Regions from separate parts of the Homo sapiens genome. Here regions 2 and 3 are each linked to region 1. A link is an interaction called in ENCODE POLR2A ChIA-PET data of the cell type or tissue named here. Cell type or tissue: HepG2. All regions are shown on one strand. Links, peaks and the distances in the headings refer to the core of each region. The heading gives the core; the rest is flanking DNA.

Region 1 (6,436 bases), core at 1-2,500:
CTCCCGGGTTCACGCCATTCTCCTGCCTCAGCCTCCCAAGTAGCTGGGACTACAGGCGCCCGCCACTACGCCCGGCTAATTTTTTGTATTTTTAGTAGAGACGGGGTTTCACCGTTTTAGCCGGGATGGTCTCGATCTCCTGACCTCGTGATCCGCCCGCCTTGGCCTCCCAAAGTGCTGGGATTACAGGCGTGAGCCACCGCGCCCAGCCCTTCCTGAATTTATATACGACATGTGAGATCATATCCAGCTGTTTAGACACACACACAATTAGGTGATTTTAACTGTGCTTCTCTGAGCTACACCCATCCCTTGTTGCTTAACTGTAAAAATGTTTATTTAATTTCTACTTGCAACAACTCATGTATATGGGGCTTCTGTTCTGCTGGAAGCTCTGGATCCTGTGGCGTGGGGATGCCGTCACAGACTTCACAGTCTGATAGAGGAGGCAGCTGATATAAGTGCCACCTCCATATGTCAAGCTGCATGTCAGATGGTACGCTGGGACTAGTTGATTCTCTGTGACTTGCCGCAAAAGTTCCTTGCCACAGTAATCCCTTGTTTCCCAAGGGTGATGTAGATCATCCTATGTGACAGTAACAATAGGCTAAAAACAGCCAAAGGACTTGAAAGCGCTTTTTTTTCCCATTTTTTTTTCCTAGAGTGACTGAATAATGAGGGCAAAATGGGTGTCAGTGGGCATGAAATGAATGAATGCCATTTGCACCAACCTGTTTTAGATGAGGAGGGTGGGACCTGGTGAGGAGTGACCACTGGGTGAGCATTCTGTGTCAATGGATTTCCAGCTCACATTGGCAGCGATTTGTACATTATTTCATCCCATTCCTGTGTGATCCATCTGAAAAGCCGCGAGACAGAGGGACACACATTCATTTTGGTGTCAAAGATCTGGGCTTCAGTCCCAGTTCGGCCACATACTAGCTGTGTGGTCTTGGGCAGGTTTGCTCTCTGGGCCTCTGTCCTGCTCTGTAAAGCAGGATTCACAATAGTGACCTTGTCCTTTGGAGGAAGTAGGAGGTGAAGTCCCTGGGCCCAGCTCAGCGTCCACAGCAAACTCCTATCAGGCCTGATCACCCTGGTGTGAACATTAACCCAGAACTAGCTTACTTACTTGCTCTGCCAAGAAGCAAGAGTTCTGGGTTGGTCTGAACTACTCTTTGGAAAAACTACTTTTGGCAGATTTCAAACCAGTTCCTAAAATTTCCATGTATTACATTTAGATTAAAGAGGAAAAAACAACCCCAAGATGTTCTTTAATTATCAATAAGACACACATTGAAAATTCTACACGGATGGCATGAGGCCGGGCGTGGTGGCTCGCACCTATAATCCCAGCATTTTGGGAGGCAGAGGTGGGTGGATCGCTTGAGGTCAGGAGTTCGAGACCAGCCTGGCCAACATAAGTGAGACCCCATCTCTACTAAAAATACAAAAAATTAGCCGGGTGCGGTGGTGCACGTCTGTAATCCCAGCTACTCAGGAGGCTGAGGCAGGAAAATCTCTTGAACCTGGGAGGTGGAGGTTGCAGTGAGCCAAGGTCACACCACTGTACTCCAGCCTGGGTGATGGTCAAGACTCCCATCTCAAAAAAAAAAAAAAAAAAAAAGGGGTGGTATACAAGTGCAGAGAAAGGGGTTATTATTTCACCTAGGTGTTAAATGAATAGCACAGTAAGAAAAAATATTTTTACCTAAACGGTTTCAGCCACAGGCTAAATCTGGACAAGGGCCACCACTATGTTTTTCTTAAAGATACACTCACACTCTGACTTAACCCTTTGATACCGTGGCAGCATGGTGCAGACTGACTGCAGTTGTCTTTGGGGCGTGTCTTCCTGCTTCACAGTAACTGCTTTCACTGCTTTGAGTAAACTTGGCCTCTGCACCTCTGTCTGGTTATTGGCTGGATGTGGAAAGGGCCGGTTGTGTCGGCCGAGCCCATTTTCCCTTCGGTGGTGTTGTAAATGCTTTCTGTAGCCTGTCCAGACTGTTTTGCTCAAACCTGTTCTTGACTTTTCTGCTGGTCTGCTGCTGTGGTTGGGGGTTGCAGACGCTCCCACCCCCCCATATCCTTCCCAAGGTTGGACTCTCGGCCTATGGAGGGCTGCTGATGAGGCCCGTGGATCCTTCTCAAATCCAGTTTCTATATCCTTATTGGAAAATGTTCCAGCCCCGTAGGTCCACACAAGCTGAAGGGATGTGCCTCACAGTTCAGAAGCCTTCAGGCAAGGTCAACAGAAACACGACGGGAATCCAGACAGTGTATGTCCCCTCACCCTGCAGGCGCAGCCGCGGACCTCAGGCCTTTGCCTTCCCACCGAGGACTGCAGGACGTGCTGGGTTCCTGGGGCCTCTGATCCTGGGCCTTGTCCAGTGATGTCTGACTGCTGTCTACTCACTTTTGGTTAACCTGCAGTACACCTCATATCCTGTTTCAAAATGAAATTGGAAGGTGGGGCTCCCTCAGGGGCAGCAAAGCTACAGCTTCAAGGCCAGACACGGATACTTAAAAAAATCTTCTAAAATTGTGGTAGAGTACACATAACATACAATTTATCATCTTCACCATTTGCAAGGGCTCAGTTGGGCAGCATTACATACAGGCACATTGTTCGACCTCCAGAACTTTTTCACGCTGCAGAACGGAAACTCTGTATCCATTTACATTTTTAACTGGTTGAAGATGGAAAAAGAAGGCTATTTTGGGGACATGTGAAAATGACATGAAATTCACATTTCAGTGTCCAGAGATGAAATTTTATTGACTAAAGTCCTGCCCATTTGTTTTGGGGTTGCCTGTGGGGGCTCTTGTGCCACAGCAGCAGAGTCAAGACCAAGTGGACCACAAAGCTGAAATTTGTGCTGTCTGGCCCTTTGCAGAAAAAGGTTGCCGTTGCCTGGAATAAATAGGTTTGCATGTATGGAGGATTCAGCTGAAGATAAGGCCATGGGGTTGGGTCAGCAGGAAGAGATACTGGCCAGCAGAAACCTCTTCCCACTCCCCAAAGCACATCTACGCTGACTAAAGATTCTGTTTCTCCCTTCTCTTTTATTTTTTGAGATGGAGTCTCGCTCTGTCACCCAGGCTGGAGTGCAGTGGCGCGATCTCAGCTCACTGCAACCTCCACCTCCTGGGTTCAAATGATTCTCCTGCGTCAGCCTCCTGAGTACCTGGGATTACAGGCGCCCACCAACACGCCCGGCTAATTTTTGTATTTTTAGTAGAGACAGGGTTTCATCATGTTGGCCAGGATGGTCTCGAACTTCTGACCTCAAGTGATCCTCTTGCCTTGGCTTGCCAAAGTGCTGGGATTACAGGTGTGAGCTACTGCATCTGGCCTTTCCCTTCTTTGTGTGTGTGTGTGTGTGTGTGTGTGTGTGTGTGTGTGTGTATACAGCTTCCCAAGTAGCTGAGACTACAGGTATGTGCCACCACGCTCGGCTAATTTTTATTTATTTTTATTTTTTTATTTTTATTTTTATTTGTAGAAACGAGGTTTCGCCATATTCCCCAGGCTGGTCTTGAACTCCTGGGCTCAAGGGATACTCCTGCCTTGGCCTCCCAAAGTTCTGGGATTACAGGCATGAGCCATCATGCCCAGCCTCTCCCTTCTGGTAGCTGAGTTAAGGGACTCTGTGGATGGCTTTATTGTGCAGCTATAGTATTTAATAAATATTGGTAATTTACTGGCTTTGTTTTAATATTAAAATTATGGTAAAATGAACTGCCCTGACCCTTGATATGCTTGTTTCTACCCTACCTTCCCTCAGTCAGTCAACCTCATCTAAATATATCTCCCTGCAGTTCTAATGGTGATCTTTCTAGGTGAATGTCATGAGCTGCTTTTTGATGCTCTTTCATTATCTGTGAAAAAGGATAAAAGTAGTTAAGTGGATAACTTAAGTATAAACAAAATCTTCATGGATTCTTTTAGCAGGAAAATGAGCTTGAATTGAGTGGTCATTTCTGTTCATTAAGTTCAGATTTTGAGGCCCTCCCCGCCAAGATGATTCTAGTTACTAGTGCTTACATTCGTGTACTGTGTTCTAAGCCATTTGGCATCTCAACAGACTCATCCACAGCAGCCCTATGAAATTGATGGGGCAGATATTTCTATTTGCTTTTGGCAAATGAGGACATGAGGCTCATGAGGGGCCTGTCAGGCCCAGAAACACTGAACCTTGTCCCACTCTTGGGTCAACATAATATTTAGCTTTCAGTGACTGCTCATTCTTGACCTTGTTGTTTGTCAAGGAAGGGGTTGGGGAAGAGAAAATTTAATTTGTTACTATTTTTCTTAACTACTGGGACTATATTGCCTGAGTGAGTGGTCGGGGGGTGTCAGCGAAGATGTTGGTTCAGGTAAGAATAAAATTCAGTTGTTATTTATTTAAGACTTACCATGGGCTGGGCCCAGTGGCTCACGCCTGTAATTCCAGCACTTTGGAAGGCCGAGGTGGGTGGATCACTTTGAGTTCAGGAGTTTGAGACGGGCCTGAGCAACATGTCTCTACTAAAAATACAAAATTAGCCGGGCTTGGTAGTGCACGCCTGTAGTCCCAACTACTTGGGAGGCTGAGGCCAGAGAATCACTTGAACCTGAGAGGCGGAGGTTGCAGTGAGCTGAGATCACTGAATCTAACTGAAAGGCTTTTGAGAATAGGTAATTTTATAGAAGGAGAAATGCAGTACATAAAATTGGCTTTATGTTTATCTTGAATACCAAGAAAATTGTTTTTCTTGGGTAAATTTAGGTGATTTTCCAGTGGTGCTTTCTTGCACATTTGACCATAGAAGAACATGTGTTAAGCCCATCCCTTCTCATTTGGTCAAGGTCCATCCTTGGTCTCTATGACAGTTGAATGAAGATTGAGCTGTTCACACATCCTCAGTAATATACAAGTAGTATATCCGTCAAAAGGGTTTTGTGCTTATTTTCCAAGAGCTCTCGGTGCTCTAAATTCTTTATATGAACATGTAAGATTGCACATCTGGTTTTAAATGTGGACATGGGCATTGTAGGGTCCTGGTTTTTAAACTATTCATGACTTACAATGCCTCAGCGTATCTTCCTTGGGAGAATTCATTTTGTTGAATGCTCATCCTGAGGACGCAGCTCCCTTCCTAGAAATGAGGTAGCTCCTGGCACCTTGAGAGTTCCTCTGTGTGCAGGAAACCGATGAGTTTGCAGATACCAGCTTCATGATAGCCTGACTGAAACTTGTTGAGGAGCAATGCAGGATGGTGAATATTTTCATGATCTAGATCAGTTAACTCATCCTGCACATGGCTAACTTTATGTCATGAGAACAGATTTCTTAGCCTGAGAATTGGGACAACTTAGAAATTGGGAAACTAAGCATGTATATCTTTTAATTTTTTTCTTTTCTCTCTTCTCTTCTAAATGGAACATTCACGCAAGGCAGTGTACAGAGATGGTGTGGTATACTGCAGAGAGCAGGGGCCCCGAGGGCAGGCCAGGGTACGAGTCTAGATGCCACCCTCTGAGCCATCGTTTCTTCACGGTTTTACATTGCTGTCCTCTGAATCAGAAATCATGATGTAAGACGAGGCGAATTGCAGTTGTGTGAGCTCTCTTTTCATGAAGACGATTATACATTTTGCTGATGTCTCAATAATTTCCCAAGTCAGGATGACAGAAGAGCTGAAAGCAGCCTACTTAGGATTATTCAAGGAAATGAAAGAACTGTTTCCTTCATTCATAAACACCTGAGAGTCTGCTCTGGCTTAGACACTACGCTAGTTGTTGAGAAACAACTCAACAAATTAGGCCGAGAATCTGCCCTAATGAAATCTAGAGTTTGGAAGAGAGAACACATCTACAAACCAGCACACGGTGACGACTTTTTTCCAAGGACCCACTTGGCGTCATTTGCTAAATGCTCCTCTTAACGGTGGTGAGTCTTATCTCCTCTTACATTGACAGTACTGACAAGTATACATATATATATTTTTAAATTTTACTTTAAGTTCTGGGATACATGTGTAGAACGTGCAGGTTTGTTACATAGGTATACATGTGCCATGGTGGTTTGCTGCACCCATCAACCCGTCATCTAGGTTTTAAGCCCCACATGCATTAGGTATTTGTCCTAATGCTGTCCCTGCCCTTTCTCCCCACCCCTCGACAGGCCCCAGTATGTGATATTCCCCTCCCTGGGTCCATGTGTTCTCATTGTTCAGCTCCCACTTATGAGTGAGAACGTGTGGTGTTTGGTTTTCTGTTCCTGTGTTAGTTTGCTGAGAATGATGGTTTCCAGCTTCATCCATGTCCCTGCAAAGGGCATGAACTCATTCTCTTTTAAGGCTGCATAGTATTTATGGTGTATATGTGCCACATTTTCTTTATCTAATCTATCACTGATTTGATAGACTGTATATCAGTATATCACTG
Region 2 (4,748 bases), core at 55-2,554, 64 kb before region 1:
TGTACTCCCAGCACTTCGGGAGGCCAAGGTGAGCAGATCCCTAAAGTCTGGGAGTTCAAGACCAGCCTGGCTAACATAACCAGACTCTTTCACTACAAAAATTAAAAACCTACGTGGGCATGGTAGCAGGTGCCTGCAGCCCAGCTATTCAGGAGGCTGAACGGGGGAGGAACGCTTGAGCCCAGGAGTTAGAGGTTACAGTGAGCAGTGAGCTGAGATCGCGCCACTGCACTGCAGCCTGGGTGACAGAGCGAGACCCTGCCTCAAAGAAACAGAACGGCAAAAGCTTAGTGCCAGGAAGATACAAGAGTGTTGAACAGCAGAGTTCAGCTGGATTAGAAGATGGTTTAGTTGAAAGGAGAGACATCATGGCAGATGGTTGAAATGCCTTGCTGGGAATTTTTACATTTAACTCGGTTTTGATTGGACTCAGGTGTTTGAGTAGAAAAGGGATATGGGTAGAACTGGACATTTGAAATAACCCCTATGAAAATGATAAAGATGAGAAAATTTCTCTTTTGCTCTGAGTTTTCCTTATTTTCCAGAGACTTGTCAGGGTTATTTAAGATAACCTATTTAATTAAAAAAATTGTTAAAAAATATGGTTGCCAAGAAGGAACAGTGAAGCGAGAATCTTGAGCTCTGCAGTTAATTCTCATTTCCTTGCTTTGTTGTTGAAATAGGGGTACCCTGCTCGTAGACAGTTAATAGCCTGGTCTCCTTTTTCCAAATGATCAAACAGGCCGAACAGTTCCTCCTCTGTTTGAAGTGTCTGGTTGATGTAAAACAGTTGATCTGCAGTTGTTTCTTTTGCTCACAGACTTTTTGGAAATAAGCAAATCCATCCACACAGATAGCTGTTTTTGAACTTTCTCAAAACCCCTTACCTAACCCCTTGTGAGAAGTCAAACTGAGCTGCTTTGCTTTTGAGGAGGGCCGGGCTGGCAGCTTTTCTAGTTTATCTCCACCCCAGCCTCCCCTGGGGCCAGCTCCTGGCGTGTGGCTCCCCCGGGACAGAGGCACAAGGTGGCTTTGTGGCAGCTTCCGGCTCATAAGAGCAGAGCCAGATGCACGGAGCTGTTGGAGATTGATCACACGCCCTTTGCCCTTTGCTCTTTGCTCTCCTGGGTGTCTGACACTTGATTTTTTGCCCTCACTCAATGGCACATCCACACTTCTTTGCTTTCAACATGGGGCACAGAAGTGGTTGGAGGACCCAGAACCCAGCCCTTTGGCTTCCTGCAGCTCTGCCACTTGGACTTCTTCTTTGAATAACACGTTTCTGTGAGTTTTTCTTAACCTGGAATTTTTCAGTTGCTTGTATTTAAAACTGGAAGAGGGGAAACAAACTCTTGCAAAAAGTTTCTCTTCATCTACCCGGCTTGATTGAAAGTAGTTCCTCTTCACTGTGATTTCATCTCACTCGATTTATGCTCTCAGTGGGGCAGGAGTAGTTGGTAGGAGTGTGTGCTTTTAGTAGATTAAATTAAAAATTGTTTAATTACTTCTTAATGAAACATAGTCTTCTTAATTACTTTTTTTTTTCTTTTTTAAGAGATAGGGTCTTGCTTTGTTGCCCGGATTGGAGTGCAGTGGTACAATCATAGCTCACCACAGCCACAAATTTCTGGTCTCAAGTGATCCTCTTGCCTCAGCACTGCAAGTAGCTGGGACTGCAGGTGCTTACCACCATGCCTGGGTAGTTTTTAAATTTTTTGTGGAGACGGGGTTTTGCTATGTTGCCTAGACTGATCTCAAACTACTGGCCTCAAGTGATCCTCCTGCCTCAGCCTCCCAAAATGTTGGGATTACAGGCATGAGACACTGCCCCTGGCCCAAATTACTTCTTAATTAAACATATAGGTATATGGTACAAAATTAAAAAGGTCCAAAAGAGCATCTGATGAAAAGCCAGTCCCCAGCCTGCCTTGCTTTTGTCCCAGGCCAGGCTGGCCGCCTCACTGGAGTCAGCTCTCCTTCCAGTTACCTCCCTCTCCTTCCAGAGAGGCTCTTTGTGTTCACAGGAATATTCACGGACACATAGACATTTTTAGATTTATGGAGGTGTAATCACAAATCGTAACTTTGACCTGTTTCAGGTGTACAATTCAAAGGTTTTTAGTCAGTTTACAGAGTTGGGTGACCATCACCACGGTCCAGTTTCAGAACATTTCTATCTCCCCAAAAAGACCACAATTCTTTGTGCCCTTTGCTGTTGATCGAGCTCCGAATCCCAGCCCCAGGCAACTACTTTCTGGATATTTATCCTCCTGATAAAGCCTTGGCTGGATATTACATTTAATAGGATCATAGGTTTATGGTGTCTTTTGCATGTGGCTCTTGTCACTCAGCAAAATGTTTGCGAGGTCCATCTATGTGGCGTGTGTCAGCATTTTGCATCTTTTTGTGGCAGAACAATATTCCCTGGTATGGATAGATCGCATTTGGTTTATTCACTCACCAGTTGATGACTATTTGGATTATTGGGTTATCCACTTGTTGGCCCTTTTTTGGCTGTGGACATCTGCATGTACTTCTGTGCAGACATATGTTTTCATTTGTCCTGGGAAGATACCTAGGAGTGGAATTGCGGGGTCACCAGGAGAAGGGTTTGCTGGGTTTCATGCCAAACTTATGATTACAATTTTAAGAAACTGCCAAAATGCTTTTTAAAGTGTTTGCAGCATTTTATATTCCTTCCAGCAACCAGCAGTATATGAGTTTCAGATTTTTCACATTCTTGAGAGCTTATTTGGAAGTCCTAGCAGGGGGGAGCACAGCTACTCGTATACCCTTGACCGAAAACCGGTCCTCCTCTATCGGGGATGGTCGTCCTCTTCTGCCAAGCACACAGTTTTGGAAGGGACACACATGGAGTGGTGAGGGAGGAAAGGAACACCCGCCTAGCCAGCCAGGTTAGCTAGATCAACCCTGGCAATCACCCCTAGCCCAATGAACCCTGACGATCAATGGGGTGACAGATGTCACAGCCAGATGGCCCTCACATCCAGATTCTCCACATTCTTGATAACACTTGTTATTGTCTGTCTTTTTTGTTATAACCATTACAGTGGGTGTGAAATATCTTATTGTGTGTATAATTTGCATTTCCTAATGATTAATGATGTTGAACATCTTTTCATGTGCTTGACCATCTTCATGTTTTTGCAGATTTAAAATCTTCCTATTATCAGTTTTAAAACATGAGGTAATAGGTAACTTACAGTGCCTCTCACCATTTCTACTCCTTTCCCTGCCAGTTTTTTAGCTGCATTATTTCTACATTGTCAGGCATTATATAATATTCTGTGGCTGTTACAATTATTTTTTTCTTTCTCTTAAAGTATAAATGGTTGTAAAGTTTACTAATAATTGTTTTTCATTCTTTCACCATTTACCTTTTGTTTTGCTGAAGTTTATCCTTTAGTAGTTTTTTTGAGAAGGGATTGGCTAACATTCTTCTGAATTCTCACCTGTTTAAAATGTTTGGCTATTGGCTGCATGTGGTGGCTTATGCCTGTAGTCCCAGCACTTTGGAGGCCAAGGCAGAAAGATTGCTTGAGGCTAGGAGTGCAAGACTAGCCTGGGCAACATAGCAAGACTTTGTGCATACTAACTGGTGGTGGTGGTGGTGCATATTTGCAGTCTCAGCTACTTGGGAGGCTGAGGCAGGAGGATCGCTTGAGCCCAGGAGCTCGAGGTTACAGTGAGCTGTGATCATGCCACTGCTCTCTAGCCCAGGTGACAGAGTGAGACCCTATCTAAAAAAAAAATAGCAAAACAATTTGGCTATTATAGTTGAATGAAAATTTGCTTGTGATGAAAGTTTTGATTCTGTTACAATTCTTTGAGGATGTTTTTGGCATTTAAGCCTTGGATGTTGCTGTGGACAATTCTAAAATTTTGTCCCCTCATACTTTATTTGAACTTTTTGCCTAGCTGCCCAAATGATTCCTTCCTAAAGTTTGAAGACCAGCTATGACTCAGGAAATGAGTTGTCAAATTATCTTTGTGGTGATCATTTTATGGTAGTTATCCCTGGAATAGGATATCTTCATTTATTATGCACAAGTATCTTTAATTTCTAAAATGTTTTCCTGAATTATGCCTTAAGCTTTTTTTTTCCTGTTCTATTCTTTGATTTTTGTTTCTTTAGGGATACCGATTGTGGGTATGTTGGATCATCTCTCTCTGTCTTCCATATCTATCAGTTCTCTGTGTTTTTTTTAGACAGAGTCTCACTCTGTCACCCAGGCTGGAGTACAGTGGCGTGATCTCGGCTCACTGCAAGCTCCACCTCCCGGGTTCATGCCATTCTCTTGCCTTAGCTTCCTGAGTAGCTGGGACTTCAGGTGCCCACCACCATGCCCGGCTAATTTTTTTGTATTTTTAGTAGAGACGGGGTTTCACTGTGTTAGCCAGGGTGGTCTCGATCTCCTGACCTTGTGATCCACCTGCCTTGGCCTCCCAAAGTGCTGGGATTACAGGTGTGAGCCACCGTGCCCAGCCAGTTCTCTGTGTTTTAAATCTATTGCTTGCTTTTCTCAGTCTTTCCCATTAGGTCCTTCATATTTTCACCAGTGCATATTTCCTTTTAGCTGCTTCCCATTTGGCCTGTATTTTGGTGATATTTTCATTCTTCCATTTTGTCCTCCTAAGGTCTGCCACCCTTATTCTTTATTTCCTGCTAATGTCTTCCCATAGCTTCCCTGAACTCTTGTAAATCCTTTTATGTTTTTGTCTATGGA
Region 3 (6,436 bases), core at 1,638-4,137, 76 kb before region 1:
TTGGCAGCCCTGCCTGCTTGAACATGGCTGCCGCTTGTTGTTCAGGTTGAGTGGACTTTCCTGGTGGGGCCGAACACCCCTCGCATTTCGGCAGCACCCACGTGGGCCTCTTGTTCACAGGAGTGTCCTGAACAGAACAGTTTCTGTAAGAAAGAAGCCTTCATAAATATTTGTTAAAGAAGTTTCAGGCCGGGTGCGGTGGCTCACACCTGTAATCCCAGCACTTTGGGAGGCCGAGGCGGGCGGATCACGAGGTCAGGAGTTCGAGACCAGCCTGACCAACACTGGTGAAACCCCGTCTCTACTAAAAATACAAAGAAAAAAAATAAAGCTGGGCGTGGTGGTGTGTGCCTGTAATCCCAGCTACTCGGGAGGCTGAGGCAGGAGAATCGCTTGAATCCTGGAGGTGGAGGTTGCAGTGAGCCGAGATCATGCCATTACACTCCAGCCTGGGGGACAGGGTGAGACTCCGTCTCAAAAGAAAAAAAAAGGAGAAAGAAGTTTTCTAGCTAGAAAGGAGAGGCTAAGATGTCTGAAGGCTTAAAGCGGTGCCCTTGTGCCTTGACTGCTTCCTGGGTTGCCCAGGCTGACCTGCGGGTCCCCTGTGGGCTTCACTATGGCTCTAAGGGAGGTGGAGTCTGCGGTGTCCACACCCCCTGCACTCTGAAGGACCCTCCTTCCTTGAGAGAAGTCCCTGCGAAGTCCTCCTTCAGAAGTGTTCGGGGGGTGAAACGGGGACGCATGTCCTGCACATCCGAGGCTCACCGTATGGGCCCAGGCTCCTTTCTGTCATTGATACCAATTGACCTTATGTGTGCTGAGGACAGTCTTTGGCCCTGGACCCAGGATGTTTCTGAGGTTACAAGTCCAGCTTGGTGGCAAACCGATAAGGCCCATGAAGGCTCGCCAGCTCCACAGGTGTCAGACGGGCCTCAGGGCAGGAGTGTCTTTCTCCTCTCCTTGTCCTGTGATGCAGGTCACTTCCCATGATGTCCCCAGTGAATGGCCCGGGCTGGGTTGCCTGATGGGTGCTGGCCTGTGGGAATGTACTCCTTAACAAGGAGGAAGAGCCAGGTGTGCCCAGTGGCCAAGAACATGAACCCATGCCCCCTTGCAGGGCTTCAAGTAGATCAGGCAGCTGGGGCAGATTTCTTAAGGCTGTGGTCAGAAATGAGTACTTTTTTTTTTTTTTTGGTCATCATAAAGCAGTACAGGAAAAGCACTTAAAATATATTTAAGGCCTTTAATTTATAATGCATTCTTAAATAAATGTTCTTTGTCTACCTAAATTACCATGGACTGTTTCAGACCAAGTTCACAGAAGGTATTTTTTCATTTTTTGTGCCATACTTTGGTCATTTTAACAGGCAGACAAGAACAGCTTTTGATGATGAGAGAATCATTAAAGATTCTGTTAAGAAACCTGGTATTATAATGAGCAGAACAGAAAGGAACTTGAGTATATGATAAATTAGTTAACCAGATTATGTAAGTTGTAGGAATAGAAATTCCCTAACCAGCCCAATATGTATTCAAATTAAATACGTATTCGAGAGGGAGAATATTTACTTATTATTGCCATGCATATTATAGAAAACTTCTCAAGTCAGGCATCGTTGAATTTTCAATTTAAAAACTAGTTTGAGGCATAATGTAATAAATCTGTTTTGCATTTTTATTTTCAGTTTCCCAGGAAAGATTTCAGTTATAGATGGTGTATTATCACAATTTCAGGAGCAACAGTTGAGATTTGTGATTTCTATTAACCAAAGCCTTTTGGGTTGGCTATTCTTGTTGAAAAACTTAATTAAAAATTATTTTTTACTGCTTATTTAAAACATTTTTACCTTTTTCATGCAAGTTCTCTGTCTTCAAATTATACCGTGTTTCCTTTACTAGAAATGTCTGTATTTAGTGACCGAAGATTGCCCTTGTCTTCTGTTCTTGGCCAGTTGCCACTGTCCCTCCCCCTCATCCCTGCACCGTTGGTTCTCTTGACCCTGTCTGTAATGGCTTTATATTAACTTTTCTCTTTTTGAGTTGATCCGCTGAAAAATTTTAATGGTGGTGGGATTAAAGAGATCCCCACTTCTTTGTCATTTCCTTTAAAAATATTTTACAATTTTCTCCTTTTCTACAAGGTTTTTTTGCATCAATATAGGAACAATTATGGTGCAAACCTTTTACAACAAACTCTATTCCTGCATTGTACCTCCACACCACCAGGGTAAATGGTAAAACTCTGAGAACTTCCCTTTTTCTCAGGCTGTTGTTTCTAGAGATACATTCATTATAAATCAGTGTTGAAAAAGCTCCTACCTCAAAGTCTTTAACTCTGTATATGTTTATTTTGTGCTCTCTCTTATCTTCCAAACTTATTAGAAGCAAAATCAAGGTTGACTGATAGGAAATTAGCAGGATCCCTTTCCTTCCCAGCTGGGAAATGGGTAATAAGCATCAGATGACATTTCATTTACTTATTTATTATTATTTTTAGAAACAGGGTCTCGCTCTGTTACTGAGGCTGGAGTGCAGTGGCACAATCATAGCTCACTGCAGTCTCAGCTCCTGGTCTCAAGCCATCCTCCCATCTCAGCATCCTGAGAAGCTAGGACTATAGGTGCATGCCACCATGCCCAGCTTTTTAAGTTTTTTTTTTTTTTTTTGGAGAGACAGGGTCTTGAACTTCTGGCCTCAAGTGATTCTCCCCGCTTGGCCTCCCAAAGTGCTTAGATTACAGGCATGAGCCAACATGCCCAGCCTCATATGATATTTCAAGTAGATCTATGAGTGATCATTCCATGATTTTCTTTTTTAAAATAAAAACAGTGACATAGGTAGTCCTTGACTCCAGAATACCAATTACAAGTGTTCTGGATATATGGACACTGCATCTTATCATCTCCCCCGGTCCTGCCTCTGGCACTGTGCCCACCCATGCCCAATCCTTCCTAAAAGCAGAGCTGACACGCAACGTGGCCAGGACCTTTCCTCTCCGGCCCGACACTGCTGGAGGCATTAAGGGAACTCCCGGGCCTACCCCAGCTGTCGTGGTGACCTCTGATGCTGCTAGGTTCCTCATAATGGTGCCTGTTTTTCCTATTTCCAGGAGCTTCAACCTGTAGAACCCTTGACCGTACTAACCTTTGAGAACACTGCCTGTGTTCTCAACATCAAAGAGCAACCTTGGGAGTCTCGGACTGGGTGAAACGAGCACTGGGGATGTTGAACTGGGCTTCAGAATATACTTGTCAACAGAAATGAAACTAAATAGCAGTTAGGTCTTGTTCATAGTGTTGTTAAGCTTCATCGTGGTGAAATGGGCTTTCCAGGGTTGACTTGAGAACTCTTCCACCATGTAATAGTGGAAAATGCTTTGGGGTATGAAGTATTCATCAATATGAGAGTAAATATTTGGAATATAAACCTGTTCATACTGTATAGACTACCAACGTGAATTTCATCTCAATTATGAAAGCATTCTGGGAGACTATGCTTCTTCATTTTATTTTCAGTATTTCTTTTTTTCCTTCCTGTAATATAGCAATAAGACCAACCTCTTAGTTAAATAAATTTGGCCAGGTACAGTGGCTCATGCCTGTAATCCCAGCACTTTGGGAGGCCGAGGCGGGCAGATCACCTGAGGTTAGGAGTTTGAGACCAACTTGGCCAACATGGAAAAACCCCGTCCCTACTAAAAATACAAAAGTTAGCTGGGTGTGGTGGCGCATGCCTGTAATCTCAGCTACTCGGGAGGCTGAAGCAGGAGAATCACTTGAACCCAGGAGGCAGAGGTGGCAGTGAGGCAAGATCATGCCACTGCACTCCAGCCTGGGTGACAGAGCAAGACTCTGTCTTAAATAAATTAAATACGTAAGTAAATAAATAAATTTTAGAGAAAAATGACTTGTAGTCCCGAAACCCCAGCAAGTCAAATTCTTTGCATCTGACATCCAGACACTGTGTATTCCTACTCGTTGTGCAGAAGCAATTTTTAAATTCTTTAAAAAAAAAACAAACTTTAACATCATAACAAATTGAGTCCTCTGCATTTCACAGTCTTCATGTTTGTGATTTTTGAGTGTAGACTGTTCTAGGCAGCAGATATGCTACAGTTTGGTTAACCTTTCTTTGCGTTTATAGCCTTTTTATTGCTTGTGTTTATAGCCTTTTTATTCCTTGGGATGATTTCCCAAAGCCAAATTCCTATAAGTGACAAATTATGGGTATTTATGGTATTGGTCCACATTGATTTCTGTGTGTGTTGAATCACATTGCCATCAACCCCAGCAATGTAACATTGACTGTTACTTTTTTTTTTCTGAGATGGAGTCTTGCTCTGTCTCCCAGACTGGAGTGCAGTGGCATGATTTCAGCTCACTGCAACCTCTGCCTCTCAGGTTCAAGGGATTCTCCTGCCTCAGCCTTTCGAGTAGCTGGGATTACAGACATCTGCTACGACGCCTGGGTAATTTTCTGTATGTTTAGTAGAGACAGGGTTTCACCATGTTGGCCAGGCTGGTCTCCAACTCCTGACTTCAGGTGGTCCACCTGCCACAGCCTCCCAAAGTGCTGGGATTACAAGTGTGAGTCACTGCGCCCGGCTGACTTGTTATTCTACTTTCAAAAAGATGATCTCCAGAAAAATTTCCTGGGCCATTTTAAGAAAAATTATTGATTATAGGCAGCTGTTTTAAATTGACCAGAAAAGTGAGGAAGCCAGAGAAATTTGCTTGTACAAGTAATAAAAAAGAACTTGGTCCGTCTAATTTTGAGTTGGTATTTTATCAAGTGAAGTAGATTTAATGAGATGTCTATGTTTCTTCAGTCCCTCACCTAAGCCACAAGTTGTATACGTGTCACACACGCAAACCCCGGCAGGGTGTGTCAGCAACCATTCACAAGTAAGATGCCATGCTGCCAGCCCTTGTCTTCCAATAATTATGGTTGCCAATTACCAGACAACCAGACTGTTCTTTTTTTTTTTTTTCGAGATGGAGTCTCACTCTGTTGCCCAGGCTGGAGTGCAGTGGTGCAATCTAGGCTCACTGCAACATCTGTCTCCCGGGTTCAAGCGATTCTTCTGCCTCAGCCTCCCAAGTAGCTGAGACTACAGGCTTGCACCACCACGCCTGGCTAATTTTTGTATTTTTAGTAGAGACAGGGTTTCACCATATTGGCCAGACTGGTCTTGAACTCCTGACCTCGTGATCCACCCGCCTCGGCCTCCCAAAGTGCTGGGATTACAGGCGTGAGCCACTACGCCCAGCCAAGACTCTTCTTACATATGTTTATTTCCCCTCATAGAAGCAGCCAGCTGACTTATTTAGAGCAACCTGTCAGAGTGCGTGGGATCGTAGTCTACGAAGTGATGTCTTGTGTAGAGCAATGGTGTATTCCTGTCAAATTTCCTGCTGGCATTTCTTGGTGTTAGTGTTTTCTTATCCAAAAATAGGGCTTGCATGTCATTAAAACCTTCGTTGAAGCAATTAATAAAAGATTCTGGTAAGTTTCTGGAGACATTCTTTAATTATTCAAAACTCTTTGGGCACATTCTTCAAGTAGCAACCCACTTTGCTGTACCTTCATCCAGCCCCAATTCCTGTCTAATTCACAACCATGTCATGCTTGTTTCTTCCAAATGCCTTGTGGAAATCCAGCTATGATATGGCTCTAACAGTCTCCTTATCTCCCAGCCTAGACATCTGTCAAAGACAGAAAGGAGATGATTGTGGCCTGATTTAGTCTTAATGAAGCCATCTTAGCTTCTAGTGATCCTTGCTTCATTTCCTGAGTCCTTTTATTTATAACAGTCCATTTGGACATAGTCTTTTAGCAGTATATTTTAATTTCTTGAACTACACAAAAATTAATAGATTCTTTAGTTCATTGCCTGTTTATTTTCTAGATGGATTTTCTTTTGCTTTATCATGCTCTATAATGCATTCTTCATGGATTTTTGTATTGCTGAAAATTTGTATATGAATAATTTTATTTTTATTATACACCATTTTATTTTATTTTCTATTTATTATTATTATTATTTTTTGAGACGAAGTTTTGCTCTTGTTGCCCAGGCTGGAGCGCAATGGCACAATCTCGGCTTGTTGCAACCTCCGCCTCCTGGGTTCAAGCGATTCTCCTGCCTCAGCCTCCCGAGTAGCTGGGATTACAGGCGCCTGCTACCATGCCTGGCTGATTTTTATTTAACTAGTAGAGACAGGGTTTCACCACGTTGACCAGGCTGGTCTGGAACTTCTGACCTCAGGTGATCCACCCGCCTCGGCCTCCCAAAGTGCTGGGATTACAGGCGTGAGCCACCGTACCTGGCTCCTATTTTTTAAAATTTCTTTTCATAGAATACATTTCACATTATATGCCCAGTGTTCCATTATTGGAACGCTAAGCATGTGGAAGTTATTTATATCTTGTTCAA

What was found. Peaks named below come from ENCODE experiments on the same cell type or tissue, not always from the same donor. Only the 100,000 strongest peaks of a DNase experiment are listed, where the experiment ranks them.
Region 2: POLR2A ChIA-PET joins it to region 1 with 6 read pairs; 1 of 35 experiments calls an interaction of 5 or more read pairs at or near these places.
Region 3: POLR2A ChIA-PET joins it to region 1 with 6 read pairs; 2 of 35 experiments call an interaction of 5 or more read pairs at or near these places.

The regions. Positions count from the first base shown.
Region 1 is chr13:98,265,408-98,271,843 of GRCh38, forward strand. The region is part of intron 2 of FARP1 (FERM, ARH/RhoGEF and pleckstrin domain protein 1); the gene reads left to right. Among named protein-coding and RNA genes, the nearest start is that of MIR3170, 60 kb to the left of the region's middle. In HepG2, for the core only: no CTCF peak of the experiment used is centred there; DNase peaks (open chromatin) are centred at 984, 1,884 and 2,244; H3K4me3 peaks cover 1,923 bases.
Region 2 is chr13:98,201,184-98,205,931 of GRCh38, forward strand. All of the region lies in intron 1 of FARP1 (FERM, ARH/RhoGEF and pleckstrin domain protein 1), which reads left to right. It also overlaps the pseudogene RN7SKP8. Among named protein-coding and RNA genes, the nearest start is that of MIR3170, 5.0 kb to the right of the region's middle. RefSeq lists an enhancer at 912-1,206. In HepG2, for the core only: no CTCF peak of the experiment used is centred there; a DNase peak (open chromatin) is centred at 1,058.
Region 3 is chr13:98,188,085-98,194,520 of GRCh38, forward strand. The region is part of intron 1 of FARP1 (FERM, ARH/RhoGEF and pleckstrin domain protein 1); the gene reads left to right. Among named protein-coding and RNA genes, the nearest start is that of RNF113B, 14 kb to the left of the region's middle. In HepG2, for the core only: no CTCF peak of the experiment used is centred there; a DNase peak (open chromatin) is centred at 3,177.